Linked DNA regions of Homo sapiens: all the other regions are linked to region 2. Evidence: chromatin loops called from intact Hi-C (ENCODE). Cell type or tissue: dorsolateral prefrontal cortex. All regions are shown on one strand.

Region 1 (5,000 bases), 190 kb after region 2:
ACTTTTAGGGATCTGTCTTTGCCTTCAGCTGTCTATGCTTATTAGGCCCTAAAATGCATGCTCCCTGGCCCTATTTCTCCAAAGGCTCCACCCTGAAGCCAGTACCAATTAAGAAAGTAGTAAATGAAAAATCTTACAAGTGCTGAATCTTCTGTCTGTTTGTGTTTGTGTTGGTATATATGTGTTATCTGTAATGTCTATAAAAGAGCTCAAATTAATTGCCTTAAAAATAAGCATTTAAATCAAACATTTTTTAGTTCATGTGACTTTAATCTTTAAGCTGGTGCATAATTAAAATCACTTACTAACCAGGTTTCTCACCAAAAGCAAAAGTTGCTAAGAGTTAACAGTGCAACATGTATTTGAGATCATTAAACAGTTTTACATGCAAGACATATAAAAACAGTAACATGTGCTTCTTAGTAAAAGATTATAAGAAAGCATGGAAATGTAAATTTTGCCCAGTTATAAGGGACTATCTTAAATTTAATAAGGTACAGCTTAAAGTTTAAGTAAATTGTGAAAAGATTGTAAAAATTAATCTTGCAAAAAATGTGTAACCATTAACTAAATTCAAAAGGGTATTACATAGTCTTTTCATAAACTGAACATAAATAAAAGCACAACAAGGCTGTCTTAATACACTAATCTGTCCTTTAGCAAAAGGGGTTACTAAGGGCTTGTAAAGATTTCACCTCATGGTCAAATTGGTTAAGATTAGATGGAATTGTCTATGAGATTTTATTTAAGAATGAGGGTTAATATTAATAAACTAATACAAGTATAAAATTTGGCTTTGAACAGGATTTTCATGCAATAGTAAAGGGTAATAAAAGGATTTTTTGCTTTTTGAATCATAATTTCTACAAAGTAAATAATTTATGATAATATGCAATTCTATTTCATAACACCAAGTGTTTTAAACCTCTAACATTTAATGGGCTTCCCAAAATCAAACTTCAAGTTTCAAAATTGTCTTTCCTAATGTCTATCTTTCTGGATTGTTCAGAGGGCCCCTGAAATATCCAGAGAAGTGGTAAACAGGATTATTTGACATGTTTAGTCACATGAGATTGCCAAAATGATGTCCAATCTTCTTTAGGTTATATATTGGTGAATAATACAAATATATGTTTCAAAATTGTATGGGATTACTAATATTCTAATGTCTAAGTAAATGCTATCAATCATAATTAAGGTTAAAGTTATTGTAAACCATGGAGATAACTAAACTTCTTTGTCAGTCATATTTTAATTATAACTACCATGGAAATTTTGTGATTCACAGACAATTGTCTTGCTTTGTTCCTTCTCAAAAGATGGTTTATAATCAAGCTATAGAACTTTAACAGGTGTTCTCAAATGCAGGTTTTTAATAGCTTTGAAGATTGTAACATTGGTATAGAGAAAGAATGTACAAGACTCACGAAGAACTGAAATGTTCATGAATGTCAAGCAAAACAAGAGGTAACTAAATGGACTGCATTCAGAAAGTTAATGCAACCTTTTTTACTTTTAGTTGGAATACTGCTGATCCTTATTTTATTTTTCAGTTAAGGAAACTCATTTTGAACTATTTATAGTCTTTAATAATTGAGTAAGGTGTACTACTGTTAACAAAATCTGGAGCATGTTTGTTCCTTTCTTCCCGGTTCTTGGAGAATTTGGAAACTATCTGTGAGTACTCTTAACTTATTGCAATATAATAGTTTGCATCAGTGCAATAAGAATCTATTTTTTCTCAACAGGACACAATTGGAAAAACTGTTTATTTTACCAAGGCTTTGAATGGAAGGGTGGGTCTCCACTTACGGAATCAAGCTTGATGTGCAGAGCCAATAAAAGTCTCTTGGAGAGAACTGACCTCATATCTTGTCTACACAGTCCCTGCACAGGGTTCTTAGTCCCTGTTCAGTAAAGAATATCACCTTCTAACAAGTCCAGGAGCTCCAAGTTTATCTTGGGATCTTAAGAGAAAAGGATCACCCACCTCACAGATACTTGAAGATAAAAACCCATGGCTGGGCTCGGCTTTAAAAGGTCTTAAATGAGATTCCTTGTGAAATAGAGTTTTATCAAAGCCAATCCAAAAGGCCTATGTAGAAATAACCATTCTTGCTGCACCTTATGCAAATAATCAGGCCAAGTACAAGGCTAAAATTTATTCTAGGAACAACATGGTCCTATCATAATTTGATTTTACCAAAAATGAGGACTAGACAAATTATGCTCCAAAGCTTATCATATATTTGTCAATAAATTCTAGTCTCTAATTGTTTTTGAGCTTTTTGCCTACATTTTAGACTAACCCTGCTTCTACCTGTGAATCAAGTGGTGATATCCTGCAGCTTGGAAAAAACACAAAAGGATGGGTCATGTAAAAATCTGGATCAATATGCTAGTTCTGGGCAATTATGCTGTAATTCTGCCAGGTAATGAAAGTGAGTAGGATGACCATAACCCAGAGGTTTCTTTGTTGAGGGAAATAAAACCAAGAAATTTCATAGATGCCCCAAAAGGAAATTCTATATCTTAGCAAGTAAAATTTTAGATGGAAATTATCTACTACACCACACTTGCAGGAATTATTATACTCACTCTACTATTTGTAGTAGAGCTATACATGGTAGCACCTTCTAACGGAAATATTGGATAGAGAGTTTCCATTGCTGTAATATTTTGTGTAATTATTATCCTTATATCAGGGATAATAGCTACCAACAAAAAGGAAGCACAAAAGTTTTATTATCATTGAATTTGCTAAAACTTCTTTATTCTATTTTTTTCTATTCTATTCTACTCTATTCTATTCTATTCTATTCTATATTGGGTTTGGTAATATGTCAAACCTTGGCTATGCAAAGAAGGTTATAAAGGAAAGAGAATTTCTGTGGAATCATAAAGCGATTGATAATTGCAGGAAAAAATCTAGCCAAGGCTAATACTGAAGTTACTCTAGCCTCCAAAATCCAATGCCACTTTTCCTAAAAGGAATGTTGCTTTTATATAAATGTTTCCGGTAATGTACAGCAACATCTAGTGGAGGCAAACTGGTATTGCAATCCATTGGTATAACTAGCAGCTATCAAACTCTACTGTCAGTTATGGTCTATAGGACCCTCACTAACAGTGGTAATCTTAACGCTCATATTCTAACCCTATATTTTACCTTCTTGTAAAATGTATCTCTTTTCACCTAGAAGCAATCAAGCTCCAAACAGTGCTGTGAGCAGAGCCACACATGGACACATCATTCTTCCAAGGACCCTTAGATTGACCCAGGAGAAACCCTACTTTCACCTTCTGTCTCCTGCCTTACCTACTCTAATGAATGTTCTACTAGTATAATCCTATCCATATTCAAAGAGTCATTTATTTTCAACCATTCCTTGGATCCCCCTAACACACACACACACACAAACATATATATATATATATATTTATATATATGAATATATATATATATAGATATATGGCTTAATTTTGAGAGCAAGGAATATTAACATTATGTACCAATATAACTGATTCCTGGTATATATTTTGTATATATACAAAAAATTCTTAGTTGAAAGAATTGTCTGTGTTTCTATTGGGTATATTTACTTTTGTGTGTAGGATACTTCATTATGAGCCTCCAAATGCTCTACACATGCACAATGGAAGGCCAATGTGAACTAGGATATTTAAATACTTTGTTGTCTATACATAATAGGTCTAAAACTGATCACTGGAGTAATTATTGGAAGAGCCCCCTCTTACTAGATCAAAGTGTCAACCTGAGTTATCAGCTGGTGAAATATGGGATTCCAAACTTTGGTTTGGGCCTTTGTGCTGAAGTAAAGCGTAGTTACTAATGTAGAATTGATTCAAATATATCTGTTTCCCTAGGAATTCTTGCAGACCCCACTGCAAAAGCTATAAGTGCTCAACAACATTCATTAACTTTTCATGGTAAGCTAGTCCTAGATATCTGAATTGCTCCTGAATATCTATTAGCAAGATGTTACCTGTGCTATGGGTAAAACTACATGCTGTACCTTTATACATTTATCTGGAGAAATCAAGACCCGAATACACAAAATGCAAAGACAGACTTTATGTTTACAGCAGGTCTTACCTACTTCTCCATGGTCATATAATTTATTCAGTTGGTTGACTTTAAGCCTAGGTTTATGTCTCAAAACTTCTGTGGCAATTGGGGCTGCAATATTACTATCAATTTTACTCTGTATATTCTTTTAAAAATTTGTACCCTTTACCTTTCAAAATTCTGCAGAAATACAACTCCTAACAGAATAATGTTGGCCTAGTGCTTTGAGATGACAGCCTGAGAATGGACCAAATTAATAAACTTTGGGCAGTCTTAGCCCGAGGCTACTCCTTCTAACCCTCTTTTGTTGCTGAAATGTAGCTAAAATGGTTTTCACACTGACTACTTGTCACCAATCTCTTTCTTCCAATGTGGGATGAGACAAAGGACAATCAAAACCTAAGCGCATAATGATTAATCAGTGATACTTATCAGAAGGCTTTGGATCAAAAGTTGTCAGGTCCAAAATGGAGTCACTTTTGTCAAACCCTCACAAAATAGAGCCAAGGAAGGCTTGGAAGGGAGCGGTCTCATGCATATTTGCCTGATAAACACTATCACAAGAGATATTGGCAGAACCACTGCAATCTTGCACACAGAAAAAAGTATTTCTGTGAGGACATCTGTCCAGCAACTGCCTATTTAGCCATGGGATGATCTCACTCTTATTATTTATTGATCCTTGTAGCCAAGGATTAATATTTTTAAACTATTTATGTAATCCTCTTCATTTTACCTTTACAAACCCCATGTTTTTTCTGCATCCCTGAATGTACCCATGGTTGCCATGGCATGCATATTTGCATTGCAATGCCCTGCTATTTTTGATTAAACTGAATGTTTTTAGAGAGCCTTTCTCTGTTTGTTATTTATGTTGACATTCAAAAGTAATACATAATAAAAAGCCAGG
Region 2 (5,000 bases):
ATAAAATAACAAATGAATTTTTTTAAGATCATGGCATTTAAAAGTAGTTTCATGATATTGCCGCCCGTGAGTATAAGGATGCAGAAAGTGGCTGCAAAGAAGTAGAAACAAATCAAAGGCAGTCAAGATAATATATGGCCTCAGTAAAAAATGAGGTGTAAAAATATAATAGAATAATTAATAATAGAATAATTTTATATTCAAAATAATATGTATTTCATTATAAAATATTCAAATTTCAGAAAACTATAAAAAACTGTAAAGCATCAAGTAAGTGATAAATTCACTTACTTCTCCTTTGATTGCAGAGGTATTCGTAATTTTCTTTTTTTTTTAAATCCTAAATATCTTAAAATCCCTTGCAGTTGGTCTATAAGTAGTTTTGCTGTCAAATAAGGGTAAAATGGTTTCAATCGTTAGAATGATTAAATGTGTTATATCTGATGTGTTAATTTAATTAAACTTTGATACTATTTTGGGTGGCTTCACTCCAGCCTTGTACTCACAATAAGACTAGAAATTTTCACTGGAAGCTTCCCATTCATGTAGCAAAAAATGATTTATTTGAAAAAGTAAATGTCCTTGTTTTCAGGATATATTAGGTATCTACAATGTAGAAGTACCCACGGCAGCATTAGCTTCCTGTGATTCATCTGTAAAAACCAATTTGTATTCACTAAATTGATATTTATGTATATTCATAAAATATATAATAAAAGCCCACTGTATTTCAGGCAAATATTCACATAAATGAACAACAAACACAATAAAGTAGATGAAGTCTAAGTTTGCATGAAGCTCCAAGTCTGTTAGAATAGAGAGACCACAAGCAACTAAAAAATATAGGATGGGAAATGGCAATAAGTTATGTAAATGATCACAGTGCAGGCATAGAGAATAACAAGCTTCAAGTGTGGGGGCTATACTCAGAAACAGTGGGCAGGGAAGACCTCTCTGAGAATGTGACAAGCTAAAGTCTGAAGAAAAGGAGGCAGGTGTCAGTCATACGAAGAATTCAAGAAAGTTTGATGCAGAAAAACAAAAAGTCATATGAAAGACCCTGATATGTGAAATAACTTGCTGTATTTGAGGACATGAGAATAGGGAGGTGAAATGGAAATATAGATTGGGGAAGCCAAGATAATGAGAAGCCACAAGCAAGATGGGTTTTGTAGGCTATAATAAGGAGATGTTAATTTATAAATAATATTACAAAAAATTATTTAAATGGTGGCAGTGAAATGACCTGATTTATGCTTTGAGAGGTTTATTCTCAATACTGAATGATGAAAGTGATGAGGAGACAAGAATAGAATCAAGAAATCAGTAAGGAGACTAGTGACTTTGTCTAGAATAGAAATATGGTAGCTTAAAATAAGGTTAAGGCAGTAGAGAAAACTGATAGTCCTTGATTATGGATTGGATTCAGGGTGAGGCTCATAGGAGGTATAAATAATAACCTCAAGATTTCTGATATGATCACCAGGCTAGATAGTAATTACATTTGCTGACAATTAGGAAACTGGTAGACAAACAGATTTAGACTGGGATAATGAATAAGGTCAAAATTTGTTCTTTTACTTTTGAGATTTAATTTTGAATTACCTTTTAGACAATGAAGCAGAATTGTCCAACAAGCAAATGTATATAGGACCCTAGAACTCAGAGGAAAGATGTGGACTAGAGACATGAATTATGGAGTCCTGATTTATATAGCTGATATTTAAGTCAGGGAATAGATGAGATAATCTAAAAAGCAAGTTTAGAGCAAGAAAAGAAGACATTATATGTAAAAAAAAAAAAAAAAAAAAAAAAAAAAAGTAGTAACCAGAAGATGAATAAAAAACAAATCATGTCATTTCATACACATCATGACTATCAAACACTGCTGAGAATTCATGTAACATGAAACAAAATAGTGGTAACCTTAAGGTAATGCACAGTGCACTCAACTAGCAAAACCCTCGCTTCAACTTCTGAGAGTGTTGCTGATTAAGAGCTCTCAGCTGGCAGCTCTTTCCAGATATGGCTGACAAGATCACACATTCTTTCTAGGGTCAGCCTAAAACCAGTGACTGGCCTATTTGGAGTTGTATTTTCCCTATCCTTTTCCCCAACTAAAGATAAATCAGAAAAGTAATTCCAGTTTCACAAGGCCTTGTTCTGACTTCATTGAAGCTAAGTTTTCCTTTAGTCTAATTCTGACTCCTTCCTTCCCTCACTGATATGCATTCCCCAATACATTTCCACATGCCAATTTCCACCTCAATGTCTGCTTTCCAGGTAAACAACATATAATAGTTGATAATGGTTATTGGCAAAGAAAGTGGGCCTCATGCTAATATTTTAGAGCTGGATCATAAGTTGGCCAGATGGCAGAGCACCTCACTGGTGGTAGTGGAACAGAGACAGCCCAGCTTAAGATAGCAGCACAATTGTTAAAGTGTTCACTCAAGGAGAACTGGGATAGAATAAACTGTGGAAGAAAATATACTAATAGGCACAATATTATCAGTCATTTGTAATATAAAGAATTAGATTGATGACTTTTGAATGGGATGAATTTTGCTTGGGGAACTTTGTGGCAAAAGATAATAAAAGGTTGAGGATAATTAATCAGTAATTAAAGGCTAGATGTGAAAGCCAGAAAGCTTCCTTGGCAGCAAGTGAAGATATCTAGTTTCCTGCAGCTAGAGGGCAGAGAAAGCTGAAAATCAGGTCCAGTAACAGAACTTCAAAGAATGTTGCATTTTCAACTAAGCAGGTCTGCTGTGCTGAAGTCAGGACTCTGACTGGGAAGGAATGCAACTGAAATCTCTAAAAGGAAACATCTGGGTTGGTACATAAAACTCTCAGATTCCCTAAAATCTCTCAAGTTTTAGAAGTGGTGCTTCAATCCCCACTCTTAGCAGCTAAGAAACTGATCTTTTTTCTTTAATATGCTGCACAGGACTCTGCCCTGTATGAAAAGAACCCACCCCACCACAATCATCCCCAAGTTCCGTTATGGCCACTAAACCAATAACCAGAGTTAAGTCACTCCATAACCAATCCAGGGAAGTCTTGTGTAGCAAATGGATGATAGGGGCTATAAATGCTTGACTGGCCAATAGGTATTAGGAGGGGCTGAGAGAGTATGTAGGAGACAGAAGATGCTGAGTCAAAGGGAGCAGAACATAAATTTGGATAATAGACATTATTATTATGATAATATTTCCCTGATAACATTAACATCCTAGCAAGAGATCTCAGAAAAAAATGCTAATATGCTGCTAGAAAGGCTCTTAGAAAGTGGGGAAAATGGAAGCACCTAAAAAGTGAAGTAGAAAAGCCAGAACTCTCATCAAAGATGATATAAGAAGGGATCAAAAGGCCCAGAAATTTAGGCATGCTAAAGAATGAATATAATGAATAAGGCCAGGATACTCACTAGATAATCATATTGCAACAAAAAGTTTGGAGAGGATTCTATTTATAATTGCAATAATGGCCTACTGGAAAGGATGCCAGCGCCAATGAGGTATTCATTGGTGGCTGTCCTGTTTAGGCTAGGGTTGATGGCAGGAGATATAGTGACTTATTTGAGTTTTCTGCTAGCAATGAGGATGCTAGAAACCTAAAATTCTAAAGTCTGAGTGGTGTTTCTTAACTATTAGAAGCAAGGTGAGTACAATTTCATAGCAAGTCGAATTTTTTTAGTGGGAGCATGGAGGGTTTGATTTGAAGAGAACTAAAATGATGCTTAATGAAACATTGCATTCCCAGGAGCAAGATAGAAGACCAACCAACAAAAGCATTGCTTAAAATATTTAAGCCAAAGAAATCAAGAATGTATATTCAGGAGGCTGATGGCAGTTGGCCTCACAGAAAGGCATAATAATCCTTTGCCCAGGTTCTAAATCTGAGCTGTTTTCAAACATGGAACTTACTAAGGGAAACATGAATCCTTAGGAGAAAGTGTCCTACAGCACTACAACACGTGTTTAAAATATAAAGTCTCTCAATTCTTTCAATGCTTTCCTAAATGAATGTATAGCTGTATTTTCTTTGTGAAGCATTGCTGGTGTTTGGGGAATAACCAGATATTTGGAGGACACACAAGGATTGAATAGACATTGATATACAGGATTAAAAGGATCACCACTGTACTAATATTAAGAGTGGAGGCATATAAACGGCAGGTAGTAAACCGAGTCCTGGTATAGTGCCAGTTCAGAGTGAGTCATCTACTGGGAACATAGACTCTATGATGGCTATTCACCGCTTCCTCAGTACATCATTGGGATAGACATGGGTGACTGGCATAGCAATACCTTGGATTGTGGGTTAAAGGCAACTTCATTTGTAAGGAACAAGTAAAAGCCTCTGAAACTGGCTCCTCCACCCATGCTTTGGCCATGTTTAGCCAAGATTCTCTTCGACGAGATAATAGTTAACAGTTCCAGTCTTGTTCCAAGGCTACACAAACTTGTCTGCTCTTCCTTATAGTATAATTTAAGTTCAAAGAAACCTGAGAGGTCTGGAAATCCAGATAATATCACAATGGTTGACTGTATTGATGGACTCAAGCTGATAAGAACAAATGAGCAAGAGGTGGCCAGTGCATTGGAGGCCTTAGTAAGATATATGTATTCCAGGGAGGCTGGGAGATAAACTCTATATGCAGTTTCAGAGGACCACCTTAGAAACTGTTCACCAGTTAATTTAGTACTAAATTAACTAAACAGAATGATTCATAAAGTCACCAGTTTCTGTAATTGGTAACCCACATGCTGGCAATATAAACACATACATAAAATAGCCATTGCAGGGCTGGAAGCTAGGCATGGCCCTGAAAGCAAAGTCACTCATCAGTACTGATCTAGCTACTGCTACTGCTCACTGTTCAACTTTCCAACAATAGAGACCAATTTTAAGCTCCTTGACATGGGCAGTTCTCCTAGCCAGGGGCTGACACACTATGGCTCATGATCCAAATCCAACTTATTGCCTTTTTTGTG
Region 3 (5,000 bases), 360 kb after region 2:
CTGAAAGAGGAAGAAATGGTGAGTAAATAATACCTCTTCAAATGGAACATTCAAGTAGCCACATTGGGATTCATCAAAAAAACAATTTGACACATGGAGAATGGAGAGGAGCAAAACAGGACAATTGCCCACCTGGTAGTGGGATGGAGATGGAGAGGCCCCAATACCATAAGGAAATGGTGAGTCCCTGGGTACCCACATTTCTGCCACAGACCTTTGCCATCCTGGTTTCAGGAGATCTCCTGGAGCATTTAGACCGACAAGGAGGGCTATGTAGGGCACTACATAGTACACACATAGTGTATTTTCAGATGTACACAGAGTCCCAGGAGCCTTGAATCCCCAGGCACCCCAGCATTAACAGTTGAATCTTGGCCGGGTGCGGTGGCTCACGCTTGTAATCCCAGCACTTTGGGAGGCCAAGGCGGGTGGATCACGAGGTCAGGAGATCGAGACCATCCTGGCTAACACGGTGAAACCCCCATCTCTACTAAAAATACAAAAAAATTAGCTGGGCGTGGTGGCGGGCACCAATAGTCCCAGCTACTCAGGAGGCTGAGGCGGGAGAATGGCGTGAACCGGGGAGGCAGAGCTTGCAGTGAGCCGAGATTGCGCCACTGCACTCCAGCCTGGGCGACAGAGCCAGACTCTCTCTCAAAAAACAAATAAACAAACAAACAAAAACAAAACAAACAAAAAAACAACAGAAAAACAGTTGAATCTCTGGCAATGGGGGAGGTCAGATTCCTTCACATGCCCCCAGGAAAGGGGCTGAATCCATGCATCTGAGTAGCAATGGACTGCAGGCCTCGACTCCACTGCACCTTGTAGGATAAAGCCCACTGTCATGGGGCCCTAGCATGGCCACACCAGCTGCACTTGGGCTCTAGTGCTTTTAGCAGCTTTGCCATTCTCTGGGATGGAGCTCCCAGAGGGAGAGGCAGGCCACCATTTTTGCTGCCTCTTAGCCCTCACTGCTGTTGCCCTCAGGCTCTGAAATGTGAGTGGTGACTAGCTTCTGGTGCAGATCCCTAGCACAGTGCAGTTGCCCCATGGAAAACTGGTCAGACTGTTTTCCATACACATCCTCATTCCCACTTCTCACTGGGTGGACCCTTTTGGCCTAAGACTCCAGGACAACCACCCTGCCCCCAGTTGAACACTTCAGTCAGAAGCAGCTCTGCATTTCTCTGAGGAGGAAATCCCAGAGACAACACACAGCCCCTCTTCCATTGCAGTTGCAGCGGTATTGCACTAACTACACTTGAGCTGGGGAAGGGAAAAAGGGTCTGGATGCTACACTGGCACCTCCATCTCGTTGCAGCCAACATGCGAAGAGAACCCCAGTCTCTCCTCCCTGTGAGCTCCCACCCGTACTCTTTACCAGGAAGGGCCCCTGGCTTGGGACTGCAGAACAGTTGCCCCACCCCTAGTGAGCATACTCACTGTTACTGGCTCTGTGTTTCCCTGGAGAGGGGTTCCCAGAAGCAACCAACAGCCCCTCTGCCACAACAACAGCAGTGGTTTTGCCCCTGCTGCCTTCAGTCTGGAGAAGAAACAGAAGAGACAAAGAGCCTGAGGGCTTCACTTGTCCTACTAGTACACCACAGCCCCCATATGGAGAGGAGCCCAGTGTTTCCTCCTCCCTTTGAGCCCTCAAGCCCTAGTTCTTCACCAAGTGGAGCCCTTAGCTTGGGCTAGCTGTGTAGTGCCTCACATTTTGGTTGAACATGCCCAGCAGCAATGGCTCCACATTTTTCTAAGGTGAAGCACCCAGAGATAACCAAAAGCCCCTCTGTCACTGCCACTGCACAGTACTGCCCTTTCTGCCCTCAGACTTAGGAAGTAACAAACACTCGGAGGGCTTTAACCACACCTCCAGCAAGCTGTAGTTTCCTTAAGGAGAAGAGGCCACTTTGTCTCCCCTATGACATCCCTGTCCCACCTGTTTATCACCAGGCGAGACCCCCCTTGGCTTAATCCCACAGCACAGCCACTCCACCCTGGTCGATTGTACTGATTAATAGTGGTTCTGCATCTCTCTGGGGTGGAACCCCAAGAAACAAGTAAAAGGTCATCTACCACAATCACTGCCAAGGTCCCTTCCCCTGTTGTCTTCAAGCTGGGGTGAGAACATAAAGCCTGAGCTCACCCTAGAGCTGCAGTGTGCAGCCCAGGAGTGTCAAGCTGATATATGCAGCCAGCACTCCAGTGGGAGAGGAGTCCACATTTTCAGAGCAGTGAGAGGGTAGCGCAGCTGCAATTGGGAGGAAATACACTGGAGCCACATGGCTGAGCAAGAGCCTACCTACTGGTCAATATGCTTAAGCGCCATCTACTGGATCACAGACGAAATGCAAACACCAAAAATACTTGACTGATACACATCCCTGTGAAACCAAAGACAAGAATTCAGCTACAAACAAATACCCTGCACAAAGTTCTGGTCCTCTGAAAACATTCAGAAAAGAAGTTTACTGACTGCACTCAAATTATGCCACAAGTAATAGAACAACAGATGAGAAAGAACTAGTGCAAGAACTCTGGCAACTCAAAAAGCCAGAGTGTCTTCTTTTTCCCATATGACCATACTATTCCCCAGCAAGAGTGATTAAACAGGCTAAAATGATGGAAATTACAGAAATAGAACTCATAATACAGATAGGAACAAAGATCACTGAGATTCAGGAGCAATTGGAAACCCAATCCAAGGAATCTAAGGATTACAGTAAAATGACATTGAAGCTGATAGAGAAAATGGACATTATAAAAAAGAACCAAACAGATGTGAGCAGAATAACACACTGCAAGAATTGCATAATGCAACCACAAGTAATAACAGCAGAATAGACTACACTAAGGAGAAATCTCAGGTCTTGAAGACTGGTCTCAGAACTAAATGAGTCAGACACAAAACAAAAAGGAAGGAAAAAAACTTCTGAGAAATATGGGACTATGTAAAGAGACCACACCTATGATTCATTGGCATCGCTGAAAAAGATGGGAAGAAAGCAAGCAACTTGGAAAATATATTTCAGGATGTTGTCTATTAGTACCTTGCTAGAGAGGCCAGCATTCAAGTTCTGGAAATGCAGAGAACCCTTGCAAGACACTGCACAAGAAGGCTATGTCTAAGACACATAATAATCAGTTTCTCAGAGGTTGAAGTGAAACAAACAAACAAAAACCTTTAAAGGCAGCTAGAGAGAAGGGGCAGGTCACCTACAAAGGGAACGTCATCGGGCTAACAGTAGACATTTTAGCAGAAACAAGCCGGAAGGGAATGGGGGCCTATTATCAGCATTCTCAACTCTTAGAAAATAATTCCAACTAAGAATTTTATATTCAGGTGAGTTAAGACTAATGAGTGAAGGAGAAATAAGATCCTTTTCAGACAAACTGAGGGAGTTTATTAACATTAGATCTGCCTTATAAGAGGTACTGAAATGAGCATTAACTAGACAAGGCCAAGACCCTTACCAGCCAATCCAAAAACACAATTATGTACATAGACCGTTGACAATATAAAGCAGCCACACAAAAAAGTCTGCATATTAACCAGCTAATAACATGATAACAGGATCAAATTTGCACACATCACTACTAACCTTGAATATAAACAGGCTACATGCCCCAATTAAAAGACACAGAGTGGCAAGCTGGATAAAGCAGCAAGACCCAATGGTATCCTGTCTTCAAGAGATGTATCCCACATGCAGTGATGCCCATGGGTTCAAAATAAAGGAATACAGACAAATCTACCAAGCAAATGGAAAACAGAAAAAAGCAGGGGTTGATATCCTAATTTTTGACAAAACAAACTTTAAACCAACAAAGATTTTTAAAAAGTCAAAGATGGGTTCACTTCAAAAATAACACCTAACTACCCTAAATGTATAAGCACCCAGCACAGGAGCACCTAGACTGATAAAGCAAATTGTTAGAGAGCTACACAGAGACTTAAATTTCCACGCAATAACAGTGGGAGACTTCAACACCCCACTGACAGTGTTAGATAGAAAATTAACAAAGATATTGAGGACCTGGACTCAACACTTTACCAAATGAAGCTAATAGACAACTACAGGGCTCTCTACCTCCAAACAATAGAATATACATTATTCTCATTTCTATTCAATAAATGGTGCTAGGAAAACAGACTAGCCATATGCAGAAGATTGAAAGCGGACCCCTTACACCACATACAAAAATCAACTCAAGGTGGATTAAATGCTTAAATATAAAACCTAAAACTATAAAAATCTTGGAAGACAGCCTAGGAAATACCATTCTGGACATAGGACCTGGCAAATATTTTATGACAAAAACATCAAAAGCAATTACAACAAAAACAAAAATTGACAAATGGGACCTAATTAAACTGAAGAGCTTCTGCACAGCAAAGGAAACTATCAACAAAGTAAAAAGAACCTAAAGAATGGGAGAAAATGTTTTCAAACTATACATTTGACGAAGGTCTAAAATACAGAATCTATAAGAAACTTAAACAAATTTACAAGCAAAAAACAACCCATTAAAAACTGGGCAAAGGGGCTGGGCGTGGTGGTTCATGCTTGTAATCCCAGCACTTTGGGAGGCCAAGGCAGGTGGATCATGAGGTCAGGAGTGTGATACCAGCCTGGCCAACACAGTGAAACCCTGTATCTACTAAAAATACAAAAATTAGCTGGGTGTGGTGGTGGGTGCCTATAATCCCAGCTACTTGGGAGGCTGAGGCAGGAGAATCGCTTGAACCCAGAAGGAGGAGGTTGCAGTGACCTGAGATCACGCCTCAGCACTCCAGCCTGGGTGACAGAGCTAGACTCTGTCTCAAAAACAAAACAAAACAAAAAAAGTGAGCAAAAGACATGGACAGATATCAAAAGAAGACATACACATGGTCAATAAGAATATGAAAAAATTCTCAATACCACTAATCATTAGAGAAATGAAAATCATAACCACAGTGAGATACCATATCATACCAGTCAGAATGGCTA

Evidence for each region. Hi-C counts contacts between places; a loop is a spot of excess contacts. Peaks named below come from ENCODE experiments on the same cell type or tissue, not always from the same donor. Only the 100,000 strongest peaks of a DNase experiment are listed, where the experiment ranks them.
Region 1: it touches region 2 in a loop (10-fold over the local background); 14 of 110 quality-filtered maps call a loop at or near these places.
Region 3: a loop joins it to region 2, with 4 times the contacts of the local background. A loop is called at or near these places in 5 of 110 quality-filtered maps.

What each region holds. Positions count from the first base shown.
Region 1 is chr3:104,271,276-104,276,275 of GRCh38, reverse strand. No RefSeq gene overlaps it. Among named protein-coding and RNA genes, the nearest start is that of MIR548AB, 750 kb to the right of the region's middle. In dorsolateral prefrontal cortex, a CTCF peak has its summit at 3,008 (motif pointing left); no DNase peak of the experiment used is centred here.
Region 2 is chr3:104,458,637-104,463,636 of GRCh38, reverse strand. No RefSeq gene overlaps it. Among named protein-coding and RNA genes, the nearest start is that of ALCAM, 910 kb to the left of the region's middle. In dorsolateral prefrontal cortex, a CTCF peak has its summit at 2,700; no DNase peak of the experiment used is centred here; H3K27ac peaks cover 1,057 bases.
Region 3 is chr3:104,099,843-104,104,842 of GRCh38, reverse strand. No RefSeq gene overlaps it. Among named protein-coding and RNA genes, the nearest start is that of MIR548AB, 580 kb to the right of the region's middle. RefSeq lists an enhancer at 2,061-2,240. In dorsolateral prefrontal cortex, a CTCF peak has its summit at 2,329 (motif pointing left); no DNase peak of the experiment used is centred here.